2 separate regions of the Mus musculus genome follow, and region 1 is linked to region 2. The links are chromatin contacts, found by Hi-C or POLR2A ChIA-PET in ENCODE. All regions are on one chromosome and are shown on one strand. Each heading gives the region's core, a stretch centred on a gene start or an enhancer-like site at or near the end of the contact. The rest is flanking DNA. Distances are from core to core; before and after follow the strand shown.

Evidence for each region. A loop is a pair of places that touch in the nucleus more often than their neighbours do. ChIA-PET counts read pairs that join two places held with the same protein, here RNA polymerase II (POLR2A).
Region 1: POLR2A ChIA-PET joins it to region 2 with 33 read pairs in Patski. The contact joins two enhancer-like sites. A Hi-C loop is called at or near these places in 4 of 37 maps with a recorded cell type or tissue (T-helper 1 cell, T-helper 17 cell and gastrocnemius). POLR2A ChIA-PET finds 5 or more read pairs at or near these places in 1 of 5 experiments (Patski).

Annotation. Positions count from the first base shown.
Region 1 is chr2:72,366,733-72,373,836 of GRCm38, forward strand. It overlaps Map3k20 (mitogen-activated protein kinase kinase kinase 20), which reads left to right. Exons shown (of 20, transcript NM_023057.5): 5 at 1,669-1,734; 6 at 4,995-5,023; 7 at 5,139-5,276. Among named protein-coding and RNA genes, the nearest start is that of Gm52556, 19 kb to the left of the region's middle. Within about 2 kb of position 2,604, at least 1 of the 3 ENCODE cell types and tissues checked has a DNase peak (open chromatin) inside an H3K27ac peak, as active enhancers do.
Region 2 is chr2:72,315,776-72,322,631 of GRCm38, forward strand. All of the region lies in intron 2 of Map3k20 (mitogen-activated protein kinase kinase kinase 20), which reads left to right. Among named protein-coding and RNA genes, the nearest start is that of Gm52556, 32 kb to the right of the region's middle. Within about 2 kb of position 2,821, at least 1 of the 3 ENCODE cell types and tissues checked has a DNase peak (open chromatin) inside an H3K27ac peak, as active enhancers do.

The DNA of each region.
Region 1 (7,104 bases), core at 1,354-3,853, 51 kb after region 2:
TGAGAGCTGCCCTCAAAGCTGCAAGGATCCTCTTCCTGATGAGGAGGGGGAGGAGGGAAGCAAGAACTTCTGCAATTGTATACAGCAGACAATTAAAGCAGGCCAGCTTGAGTCCCACCTCAGTCCAAAGCTCTCCCAAACCTCCACAGTGGGACTGGTCAGATATTAATAATTCACAAATACTTGAAGCAGGAGAGAGCATTTTTCAATTCTTCTCGGTGGTTTGAAATAAAAACAAAGCAGAAGACTCCATAAAAAACAGATTGAATGGAATTTTGTGATTACAGCACGTAGATGCACATCAAGTTTTCAGAGCTGGGTACAACTCACCGCGCACCATTAATTTATAGTACTTTTGCTTCTGATAATTTGACTCAGAGTCAGGCAGTGTCTACATTGTAAGGTTTTATCGTCGAATATTCCCTTTTGAAATCTTTGTCAGCAAGTACAAAAACCATCTAGTCTTGCTTCAAGTCATAGTCAAATAGACCATACCTGAAAATTATTTGGAAATTTGAGTTTAAAGCAAGGAAGACATAACTATGAAATTCAGTCACGTAGACTACTAAGTACCATGTAAGCAGCAGCCATTGAGCTGCACAGCTTGAATATGGAGAACTTGCTATTAAATGAGACCCTTTATCCCAGTTACATCACTTAAGGTCATTTAAGTTGCTACTACTTCTGTTAACTTGACTCTCTTCAGTGATATCATTAAGTAACAAGAGTTAAAACCTTTTTGTTATTTTCTTTGTTCTTTTGATTCCTCAATATATAATAACCAGAGTAGTTGAGGGAGAGTTGCTATTAATAAATTCTCCTCATAAAATTGTAGTGTTCTATGTACTTAAAGAGAAACCAAGGACACTTACTAAATTACTTTGGTGGGCATCTCATAAAAAACAATGGGGATCCTGTTGGCTTTGGTGTGAGGAAGGACTGTTCCCTCCACTGTTTGAGAAAGAGGACATGAGATGAAAGGAAGTACTGCGTAGAAATATGTTTTTCCTATATTCTGTCTTTGCCTGGAACAGAAAAGACTGAACACTTTTAAGGAGTAACCATGAAATATATCTTAAAGTATAGTTTCTCATTCAAATCAATAGAATTATCTACATCTGATGCACCCAGTAGATAGAGTACATTAACTCATATCATACATTTATCAGAGTAAATTTGGCATTTTATTCTTCTGAGAAGAAAAAATGTTTTGTAAGTATTGCACATCTATTAGAGGATCGCAATGCCTTTGCTCATCAGTGGACCAGCTGCACACCACACAGTTCTGTCCTCTCCCAGGCCCGGCGGAAAAGTGACAGTGCTGCAGCTAGCTCAGTGGCCACAGATATCCAAGTTGAGCACCACAGAGCCTAAGCCTGGGCGGACAGCACATGCACTTGGTAGTGGATGCTCAGGGGCCATTATGGTCAATCTGTGCTCTGTGCATGAGTTTGAGAAAATCACGGTGTCCTTGTTAGCTACTGTAAGAAGTGAGGTCCTGTATCAGCTTAGCTAAAGATATTGTTACTAATGTAGACATATGCGATTTTTCTTTTATCACGCATGGAAGAGCAGAACATACAGATTTGTTTTCCTGGTATGGATTTCTGAGTGGTCTTACTGATGCCGTACCACTAACCACTAACGCTCTCTCCCTCCTTACAAAAGGGATGCATTACTTACACATGGAAGCTCCTGTCAAGGTGATCCACAGAGACCTCAAGTCAAGAAACGGTGAGTTAGCACACCTTTCAGTCTCACTGTCTCACCGCAGTCCGCACGGACCTGCGGATAAAGCCAGCACAGCGCTTTCCTCTGTTTGTGTGACTCATCGCTAGGTTCACGCACCACCATGAAAACATTTTCACTGTCTATAAATATCAAAATCTGTCTGTCATTTGAGGGAGCTGCATAGTGTTCTACTGTGTGAGTCTAACCCAGGATGGAGACAACTGGATTGGTTAATTTTTTTTTTTTTTCTAAAATAAGAAATGTTTAGTTAAATGCCTTCTGGCCAAGTCTCTCAACACATCTCTAATTATTTCCTTAGAGATCTTTTCTAAAATTGGCATAGCCAGGTCAAAGTGTATGGTCATGTATTTTTAAGTCTCCTATTTTTAGATGCTGCTTTCTGCCAGCAATTTTGAATTTTATTTCCGAATTACATGGTATACATCTTTTGGTCATGCATACCTATAGTACCTGGAATAGTGCCCAAAAATGACCAGCATGCTTGGGCATTCAGAACATAAGGGCATTCGGCTTTCTTTTTTCCTTTCTCCTCTTTTGTACATTCCTAAACTTTATAAGCCTATATTTATCATTTGGAAAATGAGCGTTTTAAAATAGCATGCCGGGTTCGACACTACCTTCTTCCATTATGTCACGTCAGAGTTGTCAGAAAGGCACTAGGATTAGTTAGCTTTGGTGGACCTAGCTAAGTAAACACCGGAGTTTGCCGCTCAAGGCAGGAAACAGTCCTTGCTATCAGTTATTTCTACATTTTTAGCGGCTCTCGGCAGGGAGAAGGAAAGCGTTTATTTTTAGAACTCTTAAGACCACAGAAGCTAGAACTTGAATTTGCCAACAGTGTGATCCTTGGAATGGGTGGTGACTGCGGGTGGGCAGGAGGAGCCTGGGCAGGCCCCAGGTGCTCTGCTCACACCCAGGACCTGCAGGCCTTGGTCTGACAGGTGGAGAGCAGGAAAGACAGGAAGTTGTAGGCAGCTGCTCTCCTGAGAGTCCACCCTGGCCTCTCCTTAACCCAGTCAGCTGGCTCAGCAAACTGTCCCACCCTCTCCTACTCTTTTTGGCTCTTCTGAGACAGAATCTTGTGATATAGAGCAGGCTAACAGGAAGTCATTAGAAAATAATCTAATCCCCTCCGGGATGAAGTGACAGAGTTATGTGACTACAATTTCAGTTTGTGCTATTAGTTTTGATATAAACAAGTTATCTGATGTTTTAAAACCTATGTAGTTAGCATGAAAATGATATTTAACAATGGAGAATTTCTCATTTTAAAAAAACTACAACTTATGTAGTTAAAAGGAAAGAATATACATTAATATCAAAAGAATACCAGCCTAACTTTGGCAATTTGTTTTTACTGGGAAGTGGAGTGAGATTTTGTCTTCTGTAATATTTTTGAAAACTTTAGTTCTGGGCTGGCAAGATGGCTCAGTGGGTAAAGGCACTTGCCACTAAGCCTGACAACTTGAGCTTAATCCCCAAAAACCACATGACAGAAAGAGAGAACCAACTCCCACAAGTTGTTCATGATCTCCATGTGTATACCATGGCCTGTATGCCTCAACACTGTGTACACACACAAAATGAATAAATAAAATGTAATAACAATAAACCCGTATTGTGTGTGTGTCTGTGTGTGTGTGTGTGTGTGTGTGTGTGTGTGTGTGTGGTGTGTTTGTGGGCATACATGTGCTATGATATGCTCTTGGAAGTCAGAGAGCCACACTGTGGGGTTGGTTGTCTCTTCCCACCTTTATATGGGTCTCTGGATCTGTCTCCCGTCACCAGGCTCTCATGACAAGTGCTTCTAAACCCACCGAACCATCTCTCCAGCCCCCATATTAAGTTTTTTATTGTTTTTTTTTTTAATAAGCACTTGCTAATATTATGTCAGGAAAAAGGAACAGGGAGATAATCTAAGACCAACTGAATACAACAGTAGTATTTATTTGCATTTTTGTTTGCCACAAGCATGTAGCTCATTTCTTGCCAGCCCACATTTACTTTGAGACTATTTATATGTATTAGATCACACAGGATATTTTCTCCAGTTACCGAACCCACTAGTAACATCTGCTGTACTGATCATCCACCATGCTCAAGGCACAGAGTGGCTTACTACACAAGTCCCGGACACCCTCCCTAGGCTTCTGTCCTTGGCCTTCCCTCTGACCATCCCACTCCATGTCTCTCTCAGACCACAGCCACCCACATGCACAGCCCGCTCCTTGCCTCTTGTTCTGTGCTGTTATGCAGGCCGTCAGCCCCCTGAAGTCTCCCTCCTGCCCATCTTCCATGTCACATTCTTTGTGGCCTTCCATCCCCCACAAGACCTCTTCTTGGATTGGCTTCTGTCTTCTAGAATGCCTGCACCTTTACCCTGCACCTGAATGTTTCGTGGATGAAACTCCTCGCCCTCCCAGGCTCCCCTCTTCCTGTCATCAAGTCTTAGTATAAGCATCCATCCCCGCCAGAGACCTCATCCAACCTCCCCAGGCTTAGGTGGTCCTCTTGGTTGGTTCTTTATTAACTCTTTCTCTCATCATACAACTTACCCCCACTTCATTGTGGATGTTTAATGGTCTCTCTGATGCACTGAAGACTTCGGGAGAGGAGAGGAGAGGAGAAGAGAGGAGAGGAGAGAAGAGGAGAGGAGAGGCCGCAGTGACCTTTGACCCCAGTGGGTACTCAACACTGTTGTCAAGCACATGGATGCATAAGTGTTGTTTTCACCTTTCAGAAAATGAATCTTCAACTGTGAAGAACACACACACATACACACACACTCATACAGAGACAGACAGACAGACAGACAGACTTAGAGAAAGACACACACACACAGAGACAGAGACAAAGACAGGATTTTATATCATAAAACATAAAATGAAGATATCTAGAGAATTGGTGAGTTCCTTCCTATTAGGCAGATAGCATTTTTTTTAAAAGCTTAACTCCATGAGGTACTGTACCTGTTTTATACAAATGCGCGCATTTGGAACAGGGTCTTCTTATGTATCCCTGGCAGGTTTAGTTCCTGCTGTGCAGCCTAGGCTCACCTCAAACTCGTGGTAGTCCTCCTGCCTCAGCCTGGGATTCTGGGTACACACCACCACGCCCAGCTTATATCGTGAAGTTAGAAATGTAGTGGTTTCAACGTTAGAAACATGACGCCATACTTTTCTTTGGTGCTAAGGTGATTCAAACAGAAATGATTATCATACTTTCTCTCCATTTTCTTCCAGTTGTTATCGCTGCTGACGGAGTGCTGAAGGTAGGACTGTTTCTTATCATTTGAAGAGAGTTGTCCATTTCTGATGATGGCTTTGTGACTAACAGTCTCCCGTCAGCACTGGGTAGAAAGTTGACATTGGTTCCTCTGTCCTCAGATCTGTGACTTCGGTGCCTCGCGGTTCCATAACCACACAACACACATGTCCTTGGTTGGAACTTTCCCATGGATGGCTCCAGAAGTTATCCAGAGTCTCCCTGTGTCTGAAACCTGTGACACGTATTCCTATGGTGTGGTGAGTACGTTTCTCATTTCCTGCTTACCAAAGGACATAGGAAGGGACAACAGCTTAGAGAAGAAAATGGCCACAGTTTAGCTTCCTTGTGCCTGAGACAGTTGGGTCATCCACAGTGGAAGCATTAGGGAGGGGCTTTCCAGCTGTCACAATGTATGCTTTGATCACTTATGACCCCGAGCTAATCTGTCCTACAACAAGAAGAACCATCACTGCTTCCGAGAAACAAATAATGCAGAGCCTGACCAGCGCGAGGCCTGCCGGGCACGCTGTCGAGCTGGGTGGAAGCACCACTGTAGAGCCGCTGTGCAGTTCACTGATATTGCGAAAATCTCTTGGAATATGCTTGCTTATAATAGATGCCCACATGGCGTGTGACAGACAGGAGCTGCCAAGCGAGCTAAACTTGTACATTTCCGAAACTACAAAAGAACATGTTGTTAGACCAGATAGCCTTGCCCAGGTCTGCTGTAAATGCTTCGAAAACAAGTGGTGAAGTTAAGGGGTTAAAGCAGGTGGATGCCAGCAGGCAGAAGCAAGCCTAGAGTCGAGGGAGGAGCCAGCTAAGGATCATTTGGGAGGAAGTAGCCTCTGGTAGGGCATTTCCTGCTGCTGGAAGGAATCCTTTGTGGCTCCTTGTTTGAAGATGGTTCTCCCCCTGAAGTGTTGAATATCCCTTTAAAGACCAGAGCATCATGGGCAATTCTGAGTCTCTGGGTCTCATTGCCCTCTGTGCTGTGTACACCACCTCTGCTTTACACATTACCTCGCAAAAGGACACTACTGCTGTAAGAAACAGCTCACCCCCCCCCTTTTCCTGAGGTAGGGGGAGGTGGCTGGAAAGGACCACACGTCAAGTGCACCCCTCTCCCTCTTCAGTCCACACCCGGGCTGGCGTCCTTATATGTGGGGCTTTTCCACTGGGCCAGTGCTCCCTAAACCGTGGCACCTCTTATGGACGAGTGAATCCTGATGGCGATTGGAAACAATTTCAAAAATGGATTGTATATTTTTAGCTAAAGTCTAGGGTCTTAAAGGGGCTAGATGGTAACAGTAGCAACAGCATTAAATATCTAATTCCTCTTAATTCTGAATGTTTGTAAGAATGGAAACTTCATTAATATGGAGAACAAGGAAACACTTCTCACAGATAGGAAGGGGAAAAACAAAACAATAGCCCCACAGGAGACTAGCTTCCCAGGCTGTGTTGCATGTCCTTACAGTGTAGTCGCCATACACTCATCTGAACATTCTGCAAACAGGGGTTTTTTTTACAGTCTAAGGCCTTTTATGTTCAGGTTTAGCTGCACAGCAACCACCTGCCTGGCATACACAAGGCCCCAGGTTCAATGCTCCGTGCTACAGAAGGAAAAATTAGGCTTTCTGTGAAACTGTCTTCTCTTGACAATTTATGATTTTTTGCTTTAGGGAAAATGTTTACCTACTGAGTTAGTCTCTGGGCTGGATACAGACGTGGACTGATTTAAATTTTATGTGGCATGTTTGACAGTGCCAGAACCTCATTTTATTCTGTGGAACAGAAGCCAATGTGCCATACTCTGCCGAGACTCCTGTGGAACAAGGGGGTTTGGAAGGCAGTAACGTGGCTGAACACATGGGTCTTTTGGCTGGTTCTCCCTGCATGTACAGGTGTATACAGAGGAGAGACACACACCCAGACACCCACGTTCTCACTTACTTAGCTTGATGGGTCCTCTGGCTCGTTTCCTCCTCCAGAAGCCCATGTATATAACTTGTACTTTGACAATTCTCCCCAAGTCTTGGAATTTCCCTTTTAGAGATTTTTGACCTAAAGTCACAACTTATG
Region 2 (6,856 bases), core at 1,571-4,070:
ACCATTGCTGTCTTCAGACACACCAGAAGAGGGCATTGGATCCCATTATAGATGGTTGTGAGCCACCATGTGGTTGCTGGGAATTGAACTCAGGTTCTCTGGAAGAGCAGTTGGTGCTCTTAACCGTTGAGCCATCTCTCCAGCCAGTTCACCATCATTTTTGTATTTACATCATCGTAGCACATTCAACTTGATTTTTCTCACCTTTTAGTCAAGGAATTATATCCTCTCCTGTTCTTTACTTAAAATATTTTAAAATTAATAGTCCTAAAAAGCTGTAATTACGGTTTGGGCATCTACTGTCTCACTTGTATAGTCTGTCCAATGACTAATACCGTGATACAGTAGGCCCTTCAGTACAGAAGTAGTATCAGAGTCCCAATTAGGAAACAGTAAATAGTTAACTGCTAAAAGACTGCTATAGTAATACTGGGGGGGGGGGGGCGGTAGTTACGCCTTCCCCCACCCCAGCTCCATTTATCTGCAAAATGTTTCTATGCCCACTGTAGCCCGTATAGCTCCAAGTAAAAGACACAGAGACCTGGTAGTTTAATTAACAAGCTGCTGGCACTCTGGTGGGAAGGTTCTGAGCTATTCTAACCACGGAGGCTGTTAATACCCAGATAAATGCCCCATTACTCCCATCTGAGTCTTGCTTTGGCTCTCCTTGCTGCATGTGTGTCCTCATGGCTGCCCTCTCATGACAAGTCCTCCTGGTCTCGCCACATGGTCTCTACACACCCATCTTCTCTTGGATCCGATGTTCCGCCTCTACTGTCCTTTCCTGCCCAGTCATAGGCTAATCAACTCTTTATTAACCAACCAGAGATGATGGAAAACAGCTTTTTACATAACATTGTGACAAGAGATGCTTGACCACGCCATCCTCTGTAACTAGATGTCTGGGCACAAAATACAGCATCTGGATCTACAGTACCCAAGACCAACCCCCAGTAGACTGGAGATTATGGGACTAGCAAAAAGAGAGGGCAGTTCAGAGAAGGAAGAGGAGGAGGAGGAGGAGGAGAAGGAGGAGGAGGAAGAGGAGGAAGAGGAGGAGGAGGAGGAGGAAGAGGAGGAGGAGGAGGAAGAAGAGGAGGAAGAGGAGGTATGTGTCATATCATGTTCCCTCTTCTGCCCCTGAAATCTGGGTTTTATCTGGTGGGATGAGGTACAGCTCACTGGGTGGCAGGAGGCTTTGCTGTGTATCACACTGAAGTTTTCAGCTGCCTGGCACATGGGGTGTTTCCTTCTACATCTGTTGTTGGCTACTGGAGGGAAAACTACCACACAAGAAGTATTTCATCCTTTGCTTGTGCCTTGCGGTGTCTTCAGCACCATTTATTGACATAGGCTAACATGGTGCCATTTGCCAGAAAGAAAATTACCCATAAAGCTATTATAAAACAGGGCAAGAGATGTTGAATGCAATGTGGTGTCTTCCTCTACTCAGCCTCTGCACACACCCAGCACATACATTGGAACTTCCACATAACTAGGAGACAAGTCTGTGCTCTCACCTATGGAGACTAGCTGTCCTTTGCACAAGGGAAGTTCCCATCAGTCCCCAAAATGAGATGCACAGTCCTAAGAGTGACTTCATCCACCGCAGGCTTCATTAACTTCTGCTCAGATTCCACTACAGTGCACTGACTATTATTACCTAAAGCCTGAGTTATAAACCCAACAGCTTAAGTGTGGCATCATAAGGGGAAGAAAGGTTGAGAAGGCCTTACCATACACATCCAAAGAACAACAAAGTGAAATGCTGGAAGCTACTACCGTCCTCTTTCAATAGTCATTTCGTATTTCTGTTTTCCCTCAGCCTAAACCTCAGCAGGCTTGGAGGACTTCACCCAGTGAGGGGACTTGAACTGTTATTCTTGAAGGTTCTCAGTCCCTATGACTCCTGTTTTACTTGGACCCTTGTATGTTTTACTAACATTTATTATTGGGTATGGATCTCCTACAACACTCCTGCAAAATTTCCTGTATTTCAGACATAGGATTCTTTTCTGGTTTGTGTCTTGCTTGTCCTCCAAAGGCTACAAGCTAAGGCTTGGCCACTACCTCGTGCTGCTGCCTGGAGCAGGTGAGAACTTTCAGAGTAGACCTAGCAGGCGGAAGTTAGGTCTCAGGTGGTATGTCTCTGAGGGGGATCTTGGAACCCTACCCCTTCCTTTCTTTCCCTTCTTGTTTCCTGGCACCCATGAGGTGAATGGTTTTGTGGCATCACGTGCTCTTGCTATGATGTTACCAAAACACCAGAGCCAACCACCCATGCATCAAAGTTATAAAACCAAGGGCCAAAGCAAACCCTTCTTTTTGGGGAATTCTCTCAGGAATTCTGTCCCAGAGACAAAAGCTGATCACGTAACTTCCTTGCAGTAGCCCAGTTCTCCCTCAGTAATTCAGTCTCCAGTCAGGAGAGAAACTTTTTTTTTTAACTGTTTGTAAGTTTAGTAGTAGACAAGAACTTTAAAATAGCCAAGTGGCATTCTCATATTTTAATTCAGTAGGATCATTATGTCCCCTAGCAGGATCATTTTTACATTCTATACTTGGAACCGAAAGTCTCTGAATGTCATTGTCCCCATGTAAAGTCCCCGAATGTCAGAGGCCATTGTTACTGAGATAATTATTAGACGTGGAAGTGATAGGGACCACCCTCACCTTCAGTCCAGATCCATGTGCGTAGAGGAGACAGTGGTTGGGGCTGAGGGTATATAATTCATCCCGTAAATGTTGCAGCTGTTGTCCCTCAGCTGCTCCTGTAACTGAGTCTCCAGTGGGCTGCTCTGCTTTTCTGCTAGTCAGTTGCTGCTTAAGGGGAGGGCTGTGTGGTGAGTTTGGCTTAGTTAATCCCACCACTGCTATGAGACGATTGCTTCACTTCCTGGACTGTGAGTGGTTTCCTTCAGCAGCAGCTGACAGTGGAATACTAACATGGTGAAAAAGGCCTTCTGTGAGGCAGTGGATGAAGAAGCTGTCAGCAGCATTGCAGCTGGGGATGGCAAATTCTTATCCAGGAGATGTGTTTATGGAGGAAGATGAATTCCTCCCCGAACTCCAGTGCCCTCAATCTGTCCTCTTTGGAATGGTGACAGTTGGGCTCAGAGTCTCTTATTAGCAGATCTGATATATACTTACCAGAACCAGCAGACAGTTCAGCCTTGTTAAGGGGAAGTTGTGTTTATTAGCCCTACATATGGTCCCCAGCCTTACAATCATAGCCACCTTGTTCTCAGGCTCAATGAGCATGCCCTGGGATAGCTAGAAAAGAGTTCAAGTGGCTTCCACAGAGGAAACAGTATTGTATGCCTAAACACTCCTCTGCAGTGGACGCCCGTTACAGAGTTTCCTGTGGGGCACGGTCTGCCCAGGTTGAAAGGTCTGTCTACACACATCTTTGTCCCTGGTCTCCAGTGTTTACATATCAGAATTCCTAATCATCCAGCCAAAGGGTATCTAGTCAGCTATTAGGATAGATTCATAGTTTGGGTCATTGCACATTCCAAACCAAGTGAGTCACCAAATAAATTGTCGAAAGTTTTGCCCTCTGGGAGCATTTTCCTGAAATGCTATTCTTTGGGTTTGGGGTCATTCCTAGTGGGGATAGAACACTTAAGCGCTCTCATCCATTTGCTACTAACGTATCACACAGAACCACTTATAATTTGAGCTCATGTTTTATTTTACCTCAATCTGTTGTAGGGATGTAGGGAATGTGGAGGCAATTCAAGGCTAGTGGTTAGTAATCCTTGAAATTCTGAGTAGTTCCCCATCTTGTACTTTCTGTCTAATAAATGGCAGCATTTGGTGACACGTGGAGGATTTGTGGCATACCCCTGGGTGATGTCATGGACTTCTCCTCAAAGAAGTCTGGCATTCCTTTCCATCAAAGGGTTTGTGGTCTTACAGTTGGTCTATGCCTAGAAAATGAATATTACACTGATTCCCCACAGAGGTGACTTAATGACCATCAGACATTTCAGGGGTCTTTTTCTTTCTATTATGAAGCTAATACCACCTTCTAAAGGTTCCACACTGACTATTCCTGGGGAATTGGGATAAATTAACTCCCAGTGGAGATTGCTATGGGCTATAAAGCATTTGGTTAGTATAACCTTGCCGTCTTTGATGGTAAACATACCAACCATGTCTTTGGTAACCTGCACTGTTCCTGATATAATCAGTCATGACTAAGGAAATAATGAAGCCGCTAGAGTGTTTGTTGGCATATCCTCTGGTCATATCTGGTCTATAAAAGAGAATAACAAGAAAATTTGAGAGATGCAGTGCCCTGTGACAAATGTGCTCTTCAGGGTCTTCATGTAGGAGGTGCCTTTGATCCTTCTCAGGAGTATAATTTTGAGATAGCAGTTGAGGTGGTAACATAGGCTGGTTTCCTGTTGCTGTCATGACATACCCTGACACAATCAGCCTGGGGAAACCTTCTAGCTCACAAGTCCAGGTTATGGTCCATCATAACTGAAAAAGTCACAGTGTCAGGAATTTGATGGAGTTGGTCATATCATGACCATAATCGGGTACAGAGCAATGAATGCATGCATGCTTGCGCTCTGCTCCCTTTTTCACTCTTCCACAGTTCACGGTCTTGCTTAGGGAATGGTGACACCCACAGTGGGTAGATATTCCCACCTTGATTAATGTAATCAACACAATCATTTACAGACATGCCCATAGGCCAATCTGATGTGGACAATCCCTCATGGAGACTCTCTTCCCTTGGATTCTAGATTATGTCAAGTTAATAAAACTGACCATAAGAGGTAGATACATATGTAGTTTATACATGATTAACCACTTCAACAGGCATATATCCCTAAGCCTGTGTATTTCCTCCTCAATATTATGCCAGGGGAAGTCTGGCATCTCAATCTCATGATATGTTGGCTACACTGAGCTCAAGTTTCAGTCAACTAGCCATACAAACTGTTTGAGACACTTTAGTTTCTAGAGCAACACATTTTACTTTAACTCTGGAATCTGATATGTGTTCTTAGCCATGAAAGCAGCTTCATCTGCTGTCCATCCCCACCGGTCTCTTTTTAACACCACAGCTGCTTCCTAAGCATACTGCCAGGGTTTGTGGGTTTGGAGGGTTTTGTGGTGGTGGTGTTTGTTTGTTTTGGGGGTTGGGGTTTTTTTGGTGTTTGTTTTGGCGTATGAGTTACTTCCTTCTGGGTGATACTATGTGCCCCCTGGAACATGTTGAATTACAGGCCATAGTGAGCAGCCCAATGTGAGTACTAGAAACCAAATACAAACCCTCTGTAGGAGTGATAAGTGCTCTAACCACTGGGCCCCACCAGTTGTTTTCCTTAGGTAAATGCTTCTTTGCACTCAAAAGGATTCATTCCAACCACGTTTCCTGTCATAATAATCAAGGGCAGAAGCTTTTTTGACTCTGGTACTTGATTGCAGTTCATCACAGCTGATAACTTGATGGATTTAATTCTACTCTGAAGCATTTCATGTCCCATCGGCAGGGAGCTGGTTCTTCATTCTAGCCAAAGCTGATAGCCAAACTAATCCCGAGTTCTTTTTCAGGGTCTCTGGGATCATCTAAATACCAGTCAGCATTGCTCAGGTTGAGTCAGAAATGTTAGTATATAAAGAATTATCAACTAGTAAAGGTAACTAACTACCAAATGGGACAAAAGAGACTGAGAAGTCCAGGGGTAACATATAAAGAGCAGCTGTAAACTCTAGCATCAATGAAGAATATGCAAAGATGAGCAGATGTCAGAGAGGGCCTGAACCCAGGCTGTGACGGAGACTCTTAAAGAGACTGTAGCAGTGAATGGGTGGTAAAGGAGTTTGTTAGGGTTGCATGAGCAGGGATGGCTCACAAGCTACCGGCTAGGGTGCTGCTGACGTTTGCTGTAAGGCCCCAGTTGGAGTTAAACACAAAGCCACCTAACTGGAGTACAGTGGTCTCAAGCTATAGACAGAACAGTACCCATCAGGCTGTGACATGTAGCCGGTATCCAAGAATCCAGCAGCTAAGGAGTCAGAAAGATGTGCTAGACTAGCTCCCCTTCACACGGTTGGCAGCAGTGCTAAAAGAGAAGGAAGAGGCAGCAGGGAGCAGAGATTAAATCTCTCTCATGACCTCCCATGCAGTGGTAACAAAGCCTGCGATCACACCAGCAACAGGAACAAATGTTCACAGGGTCCAGCTCAGGTACCACATAGGAGGACAAGGTGGAGATTCGTAACTGAAGGGCAAATAATTCATTACTGGCACATTTTGTAAAGTAGAAGAAATTAATATATTGAAAAATTGCTGTGTAGTCATCTTATATATTCTATGGAAGATAGATGTGTTTAATCCACTCTGAAAAAAATAATATCCCTTGTGGAATGCCACTTCCTCGGCGCAAGACATTCTCGTCTGGTATTTCTGTCTCTATTAGTGTGGCTACAAACCCCTAGACTGAGCTGTCGCGGAGCTCCTACTGTGGCGAGTCCCCCTTGTCACCACAGCAAGGCAAGGAGCTCAGCCCCTCCAGCAGCCTCCCTCGATTGTGTCTTCTGCTTAGCCCTCTTTATCTTGCACTTAAATGTCATGCCGGCTCCTTGCAAATAGAACCTTATGCTATGGAATACACTGTCAAGCACTAAAAACAAAACAAAACAAAACAAAATAAAACAAAAAACGTCAGTATGTCCAGGAATGGAAGGGGAGATGCATTTCATTCCAGAAGGGTTTCTCAGAAAGTCCTGTCTTTGTCTCCTTTTCATTTATTAAATTGAAGGGCGTATACTTCCCAATACTATTTTTTCAGTGCTCTGTCCATTAAAAGAGCAGGAAATTATACCACTAGAA